Regions from separate parts of the Mus musculus genome. Here region 2 is linked to region 1. The links are chromatin contacts, found by POLR2A ChIA-PET in ENCODE. All regions are on one chromosome and are shown on one strand. The core of a region is the stretch at or near the end of the contact, and the rest is flanking DNA. Distances in the headings are between cores, read along the strand shown.

Region 1 (3,357 bases), core at 123-2,622:
TTGGTATCAATTGGCCTCCTGCCCCACTGACCTGGGATTGCTAGGGAGCGCTCCTCCCCCGCAAACAGAGCCTCAGTAGCACTAATGGAGTAATTTCTCCTATTCGTTTACAAATCCCAGGACGCCACTGCTTTCAAAGGCCTGGAACCATTCCTCTGCTTTTAATAGTGTTTTCTCTGCCTTCTATCCTGTTCTTTTAAGAATCTGGGGACACAGAGGCTAGATGTCCTTCCTGCCTTTGGTTCACCAGTGTCCCAATTTGCTTCCCTATTGCCTGGGATAAAACGCCGACCAAAACCGGCTTGAGAGAGGAAAAGGGACTGGCCTGAGAGGAGGGTGTCTGGCTGCCACATTCGTTTTTGACCCTGTGGGCTTAACTGGAGAGACTCCGCTTGGTTCTGCTTACTTTTGTGTCAGTCTTGCAGAGAGAGACAGATTCAGACTCCGGGTCTCTACCATTTCTCTTGGTTTCCGGATCCCTCTTCCATCCCTAGGGAAGTGGAGAAACTGATACCACCAATCCAACCTGCTCACAGTGCCAGATCTTGCCTGTTTTCTCCGGATAGGGTTGCAGCTTTAAACTACGAAGAGGATGTCAAATTTGAAATCTGGGTGGAGCGCTGCTGCGGCAGCCTACTGGCTGCATAGCCCGAGGCATGCACTACCTTCCTGGGCTTTCCTGTCTGGATAAAAGGACACCTATGAACAGCTCTGCAAGCAAGCTTATTAGAAAGGGAGCCTCGGGTCTCAGCAAGAGCAGCTCCTACCCACCTCAAAGCAGAAGCCTGGACATTTGTATTAAAGCAGACTAGCAAGGACTTGGACAACAAAGATATCAACAACAACCTCCCAAATGGCCCACTGGGGAGGCCTGTCTTTAAGCACATGCAGAGTTTAAAAGTCTGCTCTAGGGAAAGGAAATGATGTCATCTTTATGGTCATGAGCACTGTGGTAAGGTAATAACCCCTACATTTCTTCTACTGATTCCATTTTGTTCGCCAGTTTGAATCCAAAACAGATAGGAGGGAAGGCATTTCCTCCCCAAGGCACTTTAAGAAGTAATAACATTATCTTCCAGGTGCCCTGAAATGAGGAAGGTTGCTCATGGTGAAGCAGATACAGTTGTGGCACCTGGGGTCCCAGAAGCTTTTGAAAGTTGCATAGGCCTCTGACATTGGCTCAAAAGACATGGAATTAGTAGGCAAACAACTTCTTCCCCACCCCCTCTTATCTGCAGGGGAGGGATCAGTTCTCAGCTGGCCGGGCCAGTGTCACTGATACAGCTGGTGTCATTGTTACCTTCCACTAACAGATCACTCGACACCTCCCGACCCAGGTGGATTTGGGTCTGAGCAGATGTTTGGAGCCTTATTGTTGTAGAAACCCCAGGTGAAGCCACAACACTGCTGAAATGTGGTAATTTAATGATAAGTGATCTTAATAGGAAGCCAGGACTAGACAGCTCTCTGCCTCTGCTACCTCTCAGAGCCCCTTGGTTCTTGCTGCTTGGGTGAATAATGCTGTCCTGGCCGATATGAATCCATCATTGGCTGGGAGCTGAGACAGGACAAAGATGCTGTCCAAGGAGAGGTCATCTGGAGTGACTCCAAAGTGAGGAGCTAGGGCAGAATTGGCTCAAGGCGCTGGCCTGGCCCAGGGATCTTGTGTAGCCTTGGAGTTCTGACTGGCTGCACTCCGGTGTGCGTCCCCCACAGCATCATGCTGCAGCAGATCCTGCAGGACATGTACATCGACCCGGAGCTGTTGGCCGAGCTCAGCGATGTGCAGAAGCACATCCTCTTCTATAAGATGCGAGAGGAGCAGCTGCGGCGATGGAGGGAACGGGAGGCGTGGGATGCCCTGGCTCAGGCAGAGGGCCTGAGGCCCGCAAAGGTCAAGAGAGGTATGTGGCTTGGGGGTGGGGGTGGGGGGCGGGTCACCAAATCTTAACTAATAATGAGAAAGTTAACGAGTCAAGGCTGGGTTCTCCTTTCGTATGGGCACTAGTGTGATAAAGACTGGGGATTTGGAAGCCTTGTGCTGGGGCCTTTAGTCCCACTAGCTTGGGTTTCCAACCAGGATTATAGAAGAATGTGGCAGGGACTATGCAGGACTCAGATGGGCTGGGGAAGTGTAGACTTCCTCACTTCAAAGAAGGCGCTGTGGAATCTGATGCTTGACAATTGCATGGTGCATAACAGAGACCATTGTCTTCTTTCTTTTTCTGATTCTGGGAATTGAGTCTGAGGCTTTGTGTACTCTACTAGTAAGGTATATGCCCAGACCAAGGGCATATTCTCTACCCTTGAAAGACCCACAAAGTGAGGACTCTCCCACGTTCTGACTCAGGAGAGGCGACACCCCAAAATCCCCCACAAGAAACGGTCTTGTTGCAAACTGCAAGAGGATTTTTATTCAAGAGCGCTCTCCGGCCCACAGTCATACACCACGCAGGGGTAGAGGACCACGGCGGCCCGAGTAGCTGGGTAAGGGGGTATTTAAAGGAAGAAACCACAACTCAAGGAAGTGGGGAGGGCGTTGTTGGAAGATACCAAAGATACCAGTTAAGAGTCACAAGGAATACCTGGTAATTGTTAACTCTCAAGACAGCTTCTAAGAGCCCCTAACTATAGCACATTTGCATTGCAGGTTCTGGTAATGGTCAGGGTGACTTTCTTTGAATGAGCACTCTTTGAACCCAGGAAGTGGGTGGGTGGAGGAATGTCGCTATCTGTTTTATGATTAGCATACCTTTACAAAGGCCACATTCCCAAGCCTGGGCCTAAAGGCCTAGAATTCTGTTTTTACTTTGTTATACTTTCACCCTCAATAGCAGTTCTAGTCAGAATACATTGAAGATAACTAGGTCCTTCCTCCCTGGCATATAGACTCTGATTCTCAGCTTAGGTCTCTACTCTATATCACAGCCCACAGTGTACTCCACAGCCCACGTCTTCATGTGAGAGGATGCTGTGGGTTGTGTTTATAGTCCCACTGCGCATCTGCCAGAAGGATGCCAGAAAATTTCCTCGCATAATGAGTCATCATCTCCAAATGGCAATAGCAACTTCCGGCAAGAAGCAAAGACCCAACCTGTCTTTCAGGTACTTTATATTCAAAGTCATTTGTCAGTTAAAGCCATGTACTGGGGCTAACAGACCTACTTGGGACCTCTAGCCAGCATCAGGTGTGCTAAGGCACCTTGCACATTCTAGATTCTGCTACGGAGACTAGCTTTTGTGTATGTTGTACACACTTTATGGTCCCTTTGAAAACATTACAATAAAGTAAATGCAGAGTCACCAATAATGTGCTGGTGTTGCATACATTAAGTACAGAGATCAATGAAGCATTTT
Region 2 (3,334 bases), core at 694-3,193, 74 kb before region 1:
AACATTTCCTCCTCCTGTATCTGGTCTTTTTGGTCTTAGATCCAAAACATTATCTCTCAGGTATTCATCTTAATACACCCGCCATTTCAGTTTCAAACTTCCTCCATACTTGGCTTGGATTAAGGTAAAAGTTTAATTGGCTCACTGCTTTTAATTTTTGTCTGACAACTACTACATCTACTCTTCTCACAGCAGCAAATTAGAATGCTGGTCTTTTCCATAAACCCTTCAAAGGCTTAACTAAACAACAACAACAAAACAAAAACAAAAAACAACAACAAAAGATACTCAGTCCTTTGACACAGTGTGTAGGCCTGTTCTGTCCTGGTCTTGATCTTCACTCCATCCCCAGTAGCCTGACAATAGCCATCTAGTTTTCTTTGAGCTCCTTGACGCATCAGAGCGTGGCTCTTATCAAAGCCTTGGCACCTCTGCTCTCCACTTGTACTTTCTGGACCAACTGCCACCCCTACCCCCCACCCCCTCTTCTAACTCTTCACTCCTTTGCTTTCAGTTTCAACATCAATCTCTCTCTCACCTTTCCCTTCCACATGCTCACTTTATCCCTGGGCTTTTGTCTTGTCTCAGCATTGATTTCATCTTGAAATGATTTGTCTTTTCTACTAAACAGTAACTATGTGGAGGGAGAGGTTTCAGGCTGCTGCACTCCCCAGGATAATTCAAGACCTGGTGCCCACACATCAGACACCCAATCATGCATTTTGGTTAGTTAGAGGTGACAATATGGACAGGTTTCCTTGCCAGAGAGGTCCTTGAGCTATCTGGCATATTCTAGAAACAGGCTACATCCCCATTGTTAAATAACCACAACTAGCAGCAGAAAGGTACATTCTATTTCCAGATTTTCTTTTTCTCTTTACAATGAACTTAACCTGTTGGCTGCGTGTGTTAAAAACATAGCCCCAGTCTTATGCCACTTTTGTATAGCCCAAGAGGAGCAGATCTGTCCCTCAGCTCCCGCAAATCTACACGAGTTTACCAAGCAGGACAAGGTTATGCTTTGCTCTATTGACAAGCAGATCTAGGCTGGGACGAGATCGGCCTTTTTATCACAGCAGTGTGGACAGCACTGTAAATCTATCTGCCTGTCCTGTGACCTTCCACTTCCAAGAATCAGCCCAGCCATCTCCTCAGCATAAAGGTGATGAGCAAATCTCAGCAGGACATCCAAAGGAAGCTTGGTATTTTTAGCACCGAGACTGGAAGGAGCGAGTGTTTACGGCTCAGCTGTAAAGAAATCTCAACCACCGTTTCTAGAAAACTACCCGCACACACTGGCTCCCAAGGCTGGGCAGGAATGCCTTCCATCTTAAAACCAGCCATTTCACCAATCTTCTTCCACCTCTCAGCCACCTCGAGCATCCCTTGACACAGGCATCTTGTAACTCGCATTTCTCCCTGGCTCGGCTCCCGCCGGGTTAAGAGCTAATACCAGAGGAGCATTTGCGCGGCGTAACTTGGCCGAGCGCTCAACTCTGCGGCCACAAGCGATCGACTTCGCCAGCGTCCGGGAGCCACAGAGAGGGCGGAACCGGGTAAATCCCGTTTGGGGCACCGCCCAGAGCCGGACAAAGGGGCGGGTCAGCGATCCGCCTCATTACCTATGGATGACCATTTGTAGGGCGGGGTGCACGGTAGGGGGTGGAGCACGGCGACCCGGGGGCGGAACACAGGCGGGGCGTAGAGAAGGCGTGGTGATCAATGTGGGAGGGGCAATCAGCGGTGGGATGTGGGCTGATAGCACAGTGGGGCGGAGCGAGCGGTGAGAGCCAGGCCTGGGTGGGGGGGAGGAGCGAAAGATGGGGCGGTTCCTGCATGGGGAGGAGCAAAGAGCGGGGGCGGGGCTTGGGTGCGCCAGACGCACTGGGCGGCTGAGCGGTGCGAGGAAGCGGCGCCTCTTTTTTCGCCGCGGCCCCGCCCCTCCGCGCCCCGCCCCCGCCGCTCGGACGGCCCGAGTCGCGCCCTCCCGCTCGGAGCTGCTGAACTTGCTCTAACTTCCTCGGCCAACCGGGCCGTGCTGCCGCCGCTGCTGCCGCGCCCGGGTAAGTAGAACGCGTGGCCTCGCTGAAGCGTCGGGCCTGTCTTTATTGTCTCGGGCCGGCCCTCGTGAGCGTCCTCTCGGGACAGCGGCTGCTCCCCGCGTTCCTGCTCGGCCCCTGGACTCCCTTGGCTGGCGGGGGCGGCCCCGCGGGTGGCGCGGGCTTTGTCTGCTGAGACCGCCCGCGAGCTCTGGAGGCCGCGGCCGGGACCCCGCTGAGCCGAACTGGGGCGCTGTATCGAGTGGGAGGCGCGGCGGGCTACCCGGAAGGTGTGTCTGCTCCCGGCTGCTGCCTGGGCTCTGTCGGTCCTCACCTGCGAACCCAGCGGAAGGCTCTTTATTCAGCTCCGGTCCCGGATGAGGGGACGGTCGCCCAGCCCCCACCCACCCTGAATGTGCACGCTGTCGCGGGGTCCCACGCTGTCCGGCAAGAGTTTAAGGAGGTGGCGATCCTGGCTTCTCGGTGCTAGTCGCTAAAGGCTGTGTTTGGGAGCAGAGCCCGACCCCTGACCTAGCCCGAGGTTTGGCCAAGTTGTGATTCTGGCTCAGCCTAGGTTGGAGCTCCTGTATTCCCTTCCCTCCCGGGCGTGCAGTGCAGAGGGTGGGCAGAGTGCACATTTGGGGACTTCGGCCCCTGAACCACTGAAACTCCTGTCTGGAGGACTGAAACTTGGTCTCCAGTGAGAGGCAGTCAGAATCCTCAGAACTCAGTGTCTTCAGCCAGTGCCTGCCCGGAGCTGGTTGCAGAGCCACGGTGACTGTATCAGGACACTGGTGTTCTGGGACATCGAGATGTGTTGGGCAGCGTGTGCAGGACGCTGGGCTGGAGCCTGTAGCAGGTGTGATCTCAGCTCTCTAGGTGGTCACCCCAACGGACTGGTGGATTTAGGTCAGTTGCCTGCCAAATCCTACACAGTTGTGGCTGTCAAGGGACAGTTTCCACACAGCCCCTTGGCTTCTGAGTAGAAGTTGGTGCCTGCTGAGTGCTTCCTTATTTATGAAAGGAAATCTGGGGCCCCACATTCTAACAGCTCAGAGGTTGCTGGAGACACCCTTTCTCTCAAAACTCCTCCTGGGCCCTAAAACCCTTAGAATGAAGCCCAGACTTCTGCTCTCTGGCTCCTCCCTTAGCTGTCCCCAAGTCTTTTTTTTTTTTTTTTTTTTTTTTTTTTTTTGGTGTCAGGGTCTTGTGTAACCCAGGGTTGCCTTGAATTCATGATTCTTCTCAGTCTCTTGAGGTGGAAACCTATGTCACTAGATGTATTTTACCCTTAC

Evidence for each region. ChIA-PET counts read pairs that join two places held with the same protein, here RNA polymerase II (POLR2A).
Region 2: POLR2A ChIA-PET joins it to region 1 with 16 read pairs in embryonic stem cell. The contact joins the promoter of Tspan14 here to the promoter of Sh2d4b in region 1. POLR2A ChIA-PET finds 5 or more read pairs at or near these places in 4 of 5 experiments (Patski and embryonic stem cell).

Annotation. Positions count from the first base shown.
Region 1 is chr14:40,891,329-40,894,685 of GRCm38, reverse strand. Sh2d4b (SH2 domain containing 4B) reads left to right here and starts at 1,372. Exons shown (of 8, transcript NM_177816.4): 1 at 1,372-1,904. The coding sequence starts at 1,721.
Region 2 is chr14:40,965,505-40,968,838 of GRCm38, reverse strand. Tspan14 (tetraspanin 14) reads left to right here and starts at 1,943. Exons shown (of 9, transcript NM_145928.2): 1 at 1,943-2,063.